3 separate regions of the Homo sapiens genome follow, and all the other regions are linked to region 3. The links are chromatin loops, found by intact Hi-C in ENCODE. Cell type or tissue: heart right ventricle. All regions are shown on one strand.

Region 1 (2,500 bases), 540 kb before region 3:
ACTTATCAAAATTTGTGGGATGTGGCAAAACCAGTGCTTAGGGGAAAATCTATAACATTGAATGTGTACATTAGAAAACAAAGATCTAAAATCAGTCATCTAAGTTTCCACTTTAGGAAGTTAAAAGAAGAAGAGCAAATTAAATCTGAAGTAAGTAGAAGAAAAGAAATAATAAAATCTGGAACAGAAATCAATGAAATTGAAAATAGGAATTCAATAGAGAAAAATCAATGAAACCGAAAGCTGGTTCTTTGATAAGCCCCTGGCCAAGCTAATCAAGAAAAAAGAGAAAGGACACAAATTACTAATATCAGAAATGAAAGAGGAAACATCACTACAGACCCTATGGACATTACAAAGATAATATAGGAATACTATAAACTATTTTCTGCCCACAACTTTGATAACCTAGATGGAATGGACCAATTCCTTGAAAGACACAATCTGCCAAAAGTCACCTAAGAAGAAATGCTCTGGCCTATACCTATTAAATAAATTGAATTAGTAATGAATGACCTTACAAAATAGAAAGCACCAAGCCCAAGTGGGTTCATAGGTGAATTCTACCATATTTACTTTCAGAAGATAAAAGCATTATCCTAATGTCAATGCCAGACAAAGACATTAGAAAGAAAGAAAACTGCAGACCAATATTGTTCATGAACACAGATATAAAAATCTTGAGCAAAATATTAGCAAATTGAATCCAAGAATGTATAAAAAACTCTACACCATTACCAAGTGAGATTTATCTCAGGTATGCAAAGCTGATTCATCATTTAAAAATCAATTAATGTAATTCATCACATCAAAAGAAGGCTAAAGAAGAAAAATCACTTTATCATATCAATAAATGCACAAAACAGCGTTTGACAAAATGTAATGTCCATTAATGATAAAAACTCTCAGTAAATTAGAAACAGAGGGGAGCTTCTTCAATTTAATAAAGAACCTCTGCAAAAACCTACAGCTAATATCATACTTAATGGTGAGAAATTCAAAGCTTTCTCACTAAGACTGGGAACAAGGCAAGGATGTCCCCTCTCACTGCTGCTTTTTAGCATCAGACTAGAAGTCTTATTTAATACAATAAGACAATAAAAGGAAATAAGAGAGGTATAAAAACCATGAAGGAAGAAATAAAATTGTCTTTGTTTGCAGATGATGTGATCATCTATGTAGAAAGTCTGAAAGAAAAGCTCCCAACACTAATAAGCAATTATAGCAAGTTTGCAGGATATAAAGTTAACATACAAAAGTTGATCACTTCTCTATATACCAGCAATAAAAAAGTAGAATTTGAAATTAAAATTATACTTGTTTATTTTATTTAGCACCCCCCAAAAATGAATTGCTTAAGTATAAATTTAACAAAATATTTACATGATTTCCAAAACTCCAATGAAAGAAATCAAATAACTAAATAAATGGAGAGAGATTCCATGTTTATGGATAGGAAGATCAATATTGTCAAGAAGTCAGTTCTTCCCTCATGACCTATAGATTCAATGCAATTCCAATCAAAATCCCAGCAAGTTATTTTGTGGATTTCTACAAACTGATTCTAAAGTTTATATGGACAGGCAAAAGACCCAGAATAGCAAACACAATATTGAAGAAGAGCAAAGTTAGAGGACTTCCACCGTGCAATTTCAAGACTTACTACAAAGCTATAGTAATCAAGACATGGTAGTGATAGTATTTGGTGAAAGAAAAGACAAACAGATCAATGGAACAGAATAGAGAGCCTAGAAATAGACCCACATAAATATACTCAACTGATCTTTGACAAAGGAACAAAGACAATACAGTGGAGAAAAGACAGTCTTTTCAACAAATGGTCCTGGTACAACTGGACATGCAGAAAAATACATTTAGATATAGGCCTTTCACTCTTCACAAAAATTAACTCAAACTTTATCACAGACCTAAATGTAAAACACAAAACTATAAAACTCCTAGAAGATAATATAGGGGAAAATTCGATGACCTTTGATTTGGCAAAGATTTTAAATATGACACCACTGCATGAGTCTGAGGTAGGAGGATTGATTGCTTGAGCCCAGGAGTTTGAGAGTTTGAGACCAGCCTGAGGAACATAGTAAAACCCCGTGTCTACAAAAAATACAAAAGCAATTAGCCAAGTGTGGTGGCACATGCCTGTAGTCCCAGCTACTCAGAAGGCTGAGGCAGGAGGATCGCTTGAACCTGGGAGGCGCAGGTTGCAGTGAGCTGAGATCATGCCACTGAACTCCAGCTTTGGCGTCAGAGTGAGACCCTGTCTCGATAAATAAATAAATAAGCCGGGCGCAGTGGCTCACGCCTGTAATCCCAGCACTCTGGGAGGCCGAGACGGGTGGATCACGAGGTCAGGAGATCCAGACCATCCTGGCTAACACGGTGAAACCCCGTCTCTACTAAAAATACAAAAAATTAGCTGGGCGTGGTGGCGGGCGCCTGTAGTCCCATCTACTCCAGAGGCTGAGCCAGGATAATGGCG
Region 2 (2,500 bases), 130 kb before region 3:
TGGAAACAAAGCTATGTCCAAGATGCTCCAGGTGCAGAGAAGAAGAGGGGATGCTTAAGTAAAAATATTGGAAGATAGGAGCTTGCCATGGGTACTCAGGATGGAAAGAAATGATTTTATGTAGAGGGAAGAGCACGGGAAAACATTTAAATAGGTGCAAAGCATTTTGGAGTCTAAGAGGTGCTAGTAGTTGAGAATTGTTAGAGCTCAGGCTGCCGGTCGCGGGGAAGGCAGGCGCGAAGGGGTGCAGGGAAGAAGGAGGAGGCGGCGGCAGTGGCGGTGGCCATGGCAGAAGCGGAAACAGGAGCAGCAGCAGCAGCAGCAGCGGCAGGAGAGGCACACAGGAGCCAGATCCTAAAGGCTTTGTATGCCACATTAGGAAAGAATTTGGAATACAGCTTCTGTTTGGAAAACATTTTCTGTAACCAGCCCGACAGTAAGTATCTTTAGGCCGCACGGTCTCTGTTACAGCTGCTCAACTCTGCCATCATAGGGAGAGCAGCCATAGATAATACATAAGTGAACAGACATGACTCTGTTGCATTAAAACTTATTTATGAGCCTGACATGTGAATTTCATGTGATTTTCAGGTTTCATAAAATCTTCTTTTGATGTTTTTCCTCCCATTTAAAAATGTGAGAACTGTTCTAGCCCGTGGGCTGCATATAGACAGGGGGTGGCAGTAGTCTGCTAAGCCCTTCTATGATGTACACACAGGACCTCAAGGTGACAAGTCAGCTAGCTGATCAGTTAAAAAATGAAGCAGGGCATTTTCCTACAGATCTTTGGAAGTACTGACTGTCTTCTGGCTATTTCCAGCTAAATAACAAATGCACATGGGCCTAAATTTTGTCATTAGCTTGTTTGTAATACTTACAATGAAATGGTATGCTAATTCAAAGGAATAAAAAGCTTATTTCAGGCCACTGTGGTGAAATGACATTTACCTAATGCAGATATAAATTTTGTGTTAATTAGTGAGCACTTGACACTGATGTAATTTGATTAGTGTGGCAAAGTCAGTCTTAAACTTGCTCCCTAGTACTAACAGAATATGTCTTTGAATTAAGAAAATTAGGGCTAAGTGACAAAAAGTACCAGATAATAAGAAACCAAGTCTGTACCATTTATAATCATCTGTTATAATAAAGATAATACTAATGGCCTTATCATGTCATTATAAGAAGCATGAAACAGGGCACTTCACACGTCGCAGTTTAGGTGACCTCACTGTCTCAGTTCCGATTTGATCTCAAGTCGGATTCTAAAGTCTTCAAACTACTGGAAACCTCATATGTTTAATTTGGAACTATTTTCAAGCAAGAACTCTAATAACATTCCAGTTTTGAAGAAATACTGTATATCACTTTTACTGACTTGTACAAATGTTTTATTTCAAAAAAAAACAAAACAACAATCTAAGAGAAAAGTAGAGTATTAACCATTTGAAATCTTAAAACCCGTGTTTTGGATCTTTGATGTGGCTGACTCTTCATGAATAATTCTAGTTCTGTGATTTGGAGATGTTACTTAACTTTTCTTAGGAACAAAAAACTGATGTCAAAAAGGATTGTTTTGAAGGTTAAATGAGGTGTTTGTAAATATAATTACATAATTATATAGTACAGGCTCCATCAATGCTAGCTATCATTAACTTGAAATGTCATTACAATCACCATTTCAGTTTGTCTCTAAATGTCCCACCATAACACAGTTCTCTCGACTTTAAAATACTTTCCTATAATTCTAGAACCAAAAGGATCTAGAAATTGCTCAGTCCAATACTCTCATTTTATAAATGGATTAACTGACCAGAGTCACACAGGGAGATAGTAGAGGCTGGTGTAAAAAGCGAGGGCTCTGGAGTCAGACATGCGTGGTTCCGAATCCTCATTCCACCAGCTTACTGTGTCAATCCAGGCACGTTACTTTCACAAGACCTCAATTTCCTAATTTATAAAACGATGAAAAATGAGACAATGCTCATAAAGTCTGAGCACAGTGCCTAACAGTTGATTTTTAAAAAATCAACAAGTGTTCACTACTATTATTGATCCTCATCTTCTTATTACGAAATGGTATTTCTTCCCTTTCTTTTTAGGATGTATAATTGCTCCAGTGTTCATTATGAATGTGACTTTTATTTAATTCATACTGGCCAGACTATAGCAGACTATATGAAATATTTATTTTCCACATCAGGCCAACTCTACCTCTCCTCCCTTTTTGTATATGACTCCTTTGTTAGTACATCCCTCAATTTAAAATTACTTTGCAGTCTTCAAATGCTTTCATCTCTCCAACTCTGCTCCATTGCTCCTTGGAACACATATGTGAAAATCACATGCTAAGTATGTTTGCAAAATACTTTGTTAAAAGATTACACAGTAAGGAATCAAAGATGGTTTTTTGGGTTTCCTTTTTTTTTTTTTTTTTTTTTTTGAGATTCCAGGCAGTTGCAGGCCAATGAAAGTCACAGAAAGCACCCTTCCAATTCAT
Region 3 (2,500 bases):
AATTTCTTTGTGGGAAAACTGACCAGCGTACATGAAAAGACCTACGGATAGTGACTATTTGAGGTATGATAATAAAATGGCATTCCTACCTGATAGACCACTGATACCTATAAGGCGGTATGCCCTTCCCACATTCAAAAAGCTTCCAATCAGTTCCTTAGTATTGATTTGTTGATTAGCTGAATAAAAATGAATAAAATAAAAATGAATTATTAAATAATAGAATGTAAAAATAAAAATAATCAGCCAATGATCCATCAAGGATTCCCCATCACTGAGGTCAGTGTTTTGGTTCAATCAGTCTGATGGAGTCTAGGCCTCAGTATTTTTCAAATCTATCTAGCTTAAGTATAATGGACAGTCAAGGGTTGAAAATCACTGCTCCAGATGGGCTTGGTGGCTCACACCTGTAATCCCCAGCATTTTGGGAGGCTGAGGCAGGCAGATTGCTTGAGACCAGGAGATCGAGACCAGATTGTGCAAAATGGCAAAACCTTGTCTCGATTTAAAAAGGCAAAGAAAGGGAGACAAGAAAGGAAAGAAAAAAAAGGAAAGAAAAAGAAGGGAAGGGAAGGGGAGGGGAGGGGAGGGGAGGGGAGGGGAGGGCATAATAAAAGGAGCACAAAAAAGCTTCAAAATTTATAACGATCTCTTAAAGAGAGAAAAATATTACACATAAAATAAGAAAAGGGTGTGATAATAAAAAAAATTCAAAGAAAATCATATTAAAAAGATTGCAGAAATAAAAATGCAACAAGAAGACTGAAACATACGTTGGGGAAATTCTCATAAAGTTAAAAAAAAGATAGAAAATAGACAAGAAGATTAGGGGCTCAATGTAGAAGATACATTATTCAAGTAATAGGATTTCCAGGAAAGGGCCCAAAAAAAACCAACTGAGAAAAAAACAGAAGAGTTAAAAGAAGAGGCCTCTGGGGAATGACACCCGAGAGTGGGGAGGATAGGCCAAAAAGTGCCTCCTTTCACTATAAAATTATATTTTTGACTTTTATAATAAATGCATGTATTTCTTTGATAAAAAATAAAAATTATATTTAAAGGGTAAACAACAACAGTAAGTGTCCAATCAATGTTAATAGAAAAGAGTAGATAACTATTAGCCCTTATAATGCCTCAATGCCTCAAAAATGAAGTTTAATCACTCTGATATTATAAAGTATACAGATAACAAGTCCCTGAATAGCAACACATAGAGAATAAAAAAACATTTAGCATAATGACCCCACATACTCAAATGATATAACTAAAAAATTTGCCTCTATTCATTCAATGGTATTCACTCAGAGGAACTGGATCTGCATGTAGTACTCAGAAAGGATATTAATTGATAGTAATATATTTCCAAAGTTGAATTCTCTAAGAAGACGTTGAAGAATAAATCACAGAAAACATAATAAAAAGGAAGAAAGGCTATTTAAGATCTGATAAGACATTAACATCCCTAGTACCTCAGGTTCATGCCAGGGTTGCCTTGATTACAATGAGAAAATATTGCCCTCTAGAGGCATGTCTCATTAACCATTTAAAAATAAAACTATTTTGAAATCTGGAGTTTATGATTTGCCCATGTAAAAAATACATAGAAAAGAAAAAATATTTCCACAAGCAGTAAAAAGCAAAGAAGAAATTCTGGATTAGTTTCAAGGGATAACTACATCATCTGGCATTTATTTAAAGGCAAAACTTACAGAGAAAAGAAATGTGTTATATCCAAAATGAAATACACAAAAATATAAAATATCTACATAGAGTTTATTTAGGTTTAAAATATTTTTAAATTAATTTTCATAGCACTAAATTTTAAAGTATAATTTAGAGGCAATATAATATCAGGTTTCCTTTAAAATATATCCCACTGGCAATTTTATTTCCCCCCAAAACTACGTTATCTATACCTTTCTCTCAATTTTACTGAGAACCTAAAACTTCTCTTTAAAAACCTATTTAAAAACAACAACTGTACAATCTTCATTTAATAGCTTCTTCCATTAATGATTCTGAAATGAAAGCATCTTGTTTTCAGGAAGGTATTATGAGGTCACTCTTTTCTATCCACTTTCCCTAACAAACTCATCTGCTCTGTCTTGAGAAAATAGTAAATGTTAAAACTAGCAGAGTGCTATAGCAACATTTTTTTTTAAAAAAGGTGATAAAAGAATTTGAGAAAACAAATTCACCAGGAAAACTTTAAATCTGAAAATAACAAATGAAAAACAAAACTGCATTTGAGCTAAAACAATAAAGTACACATAATCAATAAAAATCCAGGTACTAAACTAAGATATCCCCCCACAAGATTTTTCTCCATTTAACATGTTTATACTATTTATATACTCTATGTCATATGAGGCATAAAATCTAAAGCAGAGCTACAGTGCACTTGATTGATTTTTCTTGGCAAAAATTAAAACATGCACATGGAAACTTCAATCCACAAGTAAACAGTGATGTGGAAAGAAAAGTCAAGAAACATCACATT

Evidence for each region. Peaks named below come from ENCODE experiments on the same cell type or tissue, not always from the same donor. Only the 100,000 strongest peaks of a DNase experiment are listed, where the experiment ranks them.
Region 1: a loop joins it to region 3, with 5 times the contacts of the local background. A loop is called at or near these places in 7 of 110 quality-filtered maps.
Region 2: a loop joins it to region 3, with 2.1 times the contacts of the local background. A loop is called at or near these places in 9 of 110 quality-filtered maps.

Annotation. Positions count from the first base shown.
Region 1 is chr17:61,543,633-61,546,132 of GRCh38, reverse strand. No RefSeq gene overlaps it. Among named protein-coding and RNA genes, the nearest start is that of NACA2, 46 kb to the left of the region's middle. In heart right ventricle, no CTCF peak of the experiment used is centred here; no DNase peak of the experiment used is centred here.
Region 2 is chr17:61,133,803-61,136,302 of GRCh38, reverse strand. The region is part of intron 22 of BCAS3 (BCAS3 microtubule associated cell migration factor); the gene reads right to left. BCAS3-AS1 (BCAS3 antisense RNA 1) reads left to right here and starts at 291. Exons shown (of 6, transcript NR_186507.1): 1 at 291-436. In heart right ventricle, no CTCF peak of the experiment used is centred here; no DNase peak of the experiment used is centred here; H3K4me3 peaks cover 1,733 bases; H3K27ac peaks cover 2,329 bases.
Region 3 is chr17:61,001,479-61,003,978 of GRCh38, reverse strand. All of the region lies in intron 15 of BCAS3 (BCAS3 microtubule associated cell migration factor), which reads right to left. Among named protein-coding and RNA genes, the nearest start is that of BCAS3-AS1, 130 kb to the left of the region's middle. In heart right ventricle, a CTCF peak has its summit at 1,507 (motif pointing left); no DNase peak of the experiment used is centred here; H3K27ac peaks cover 556 bases.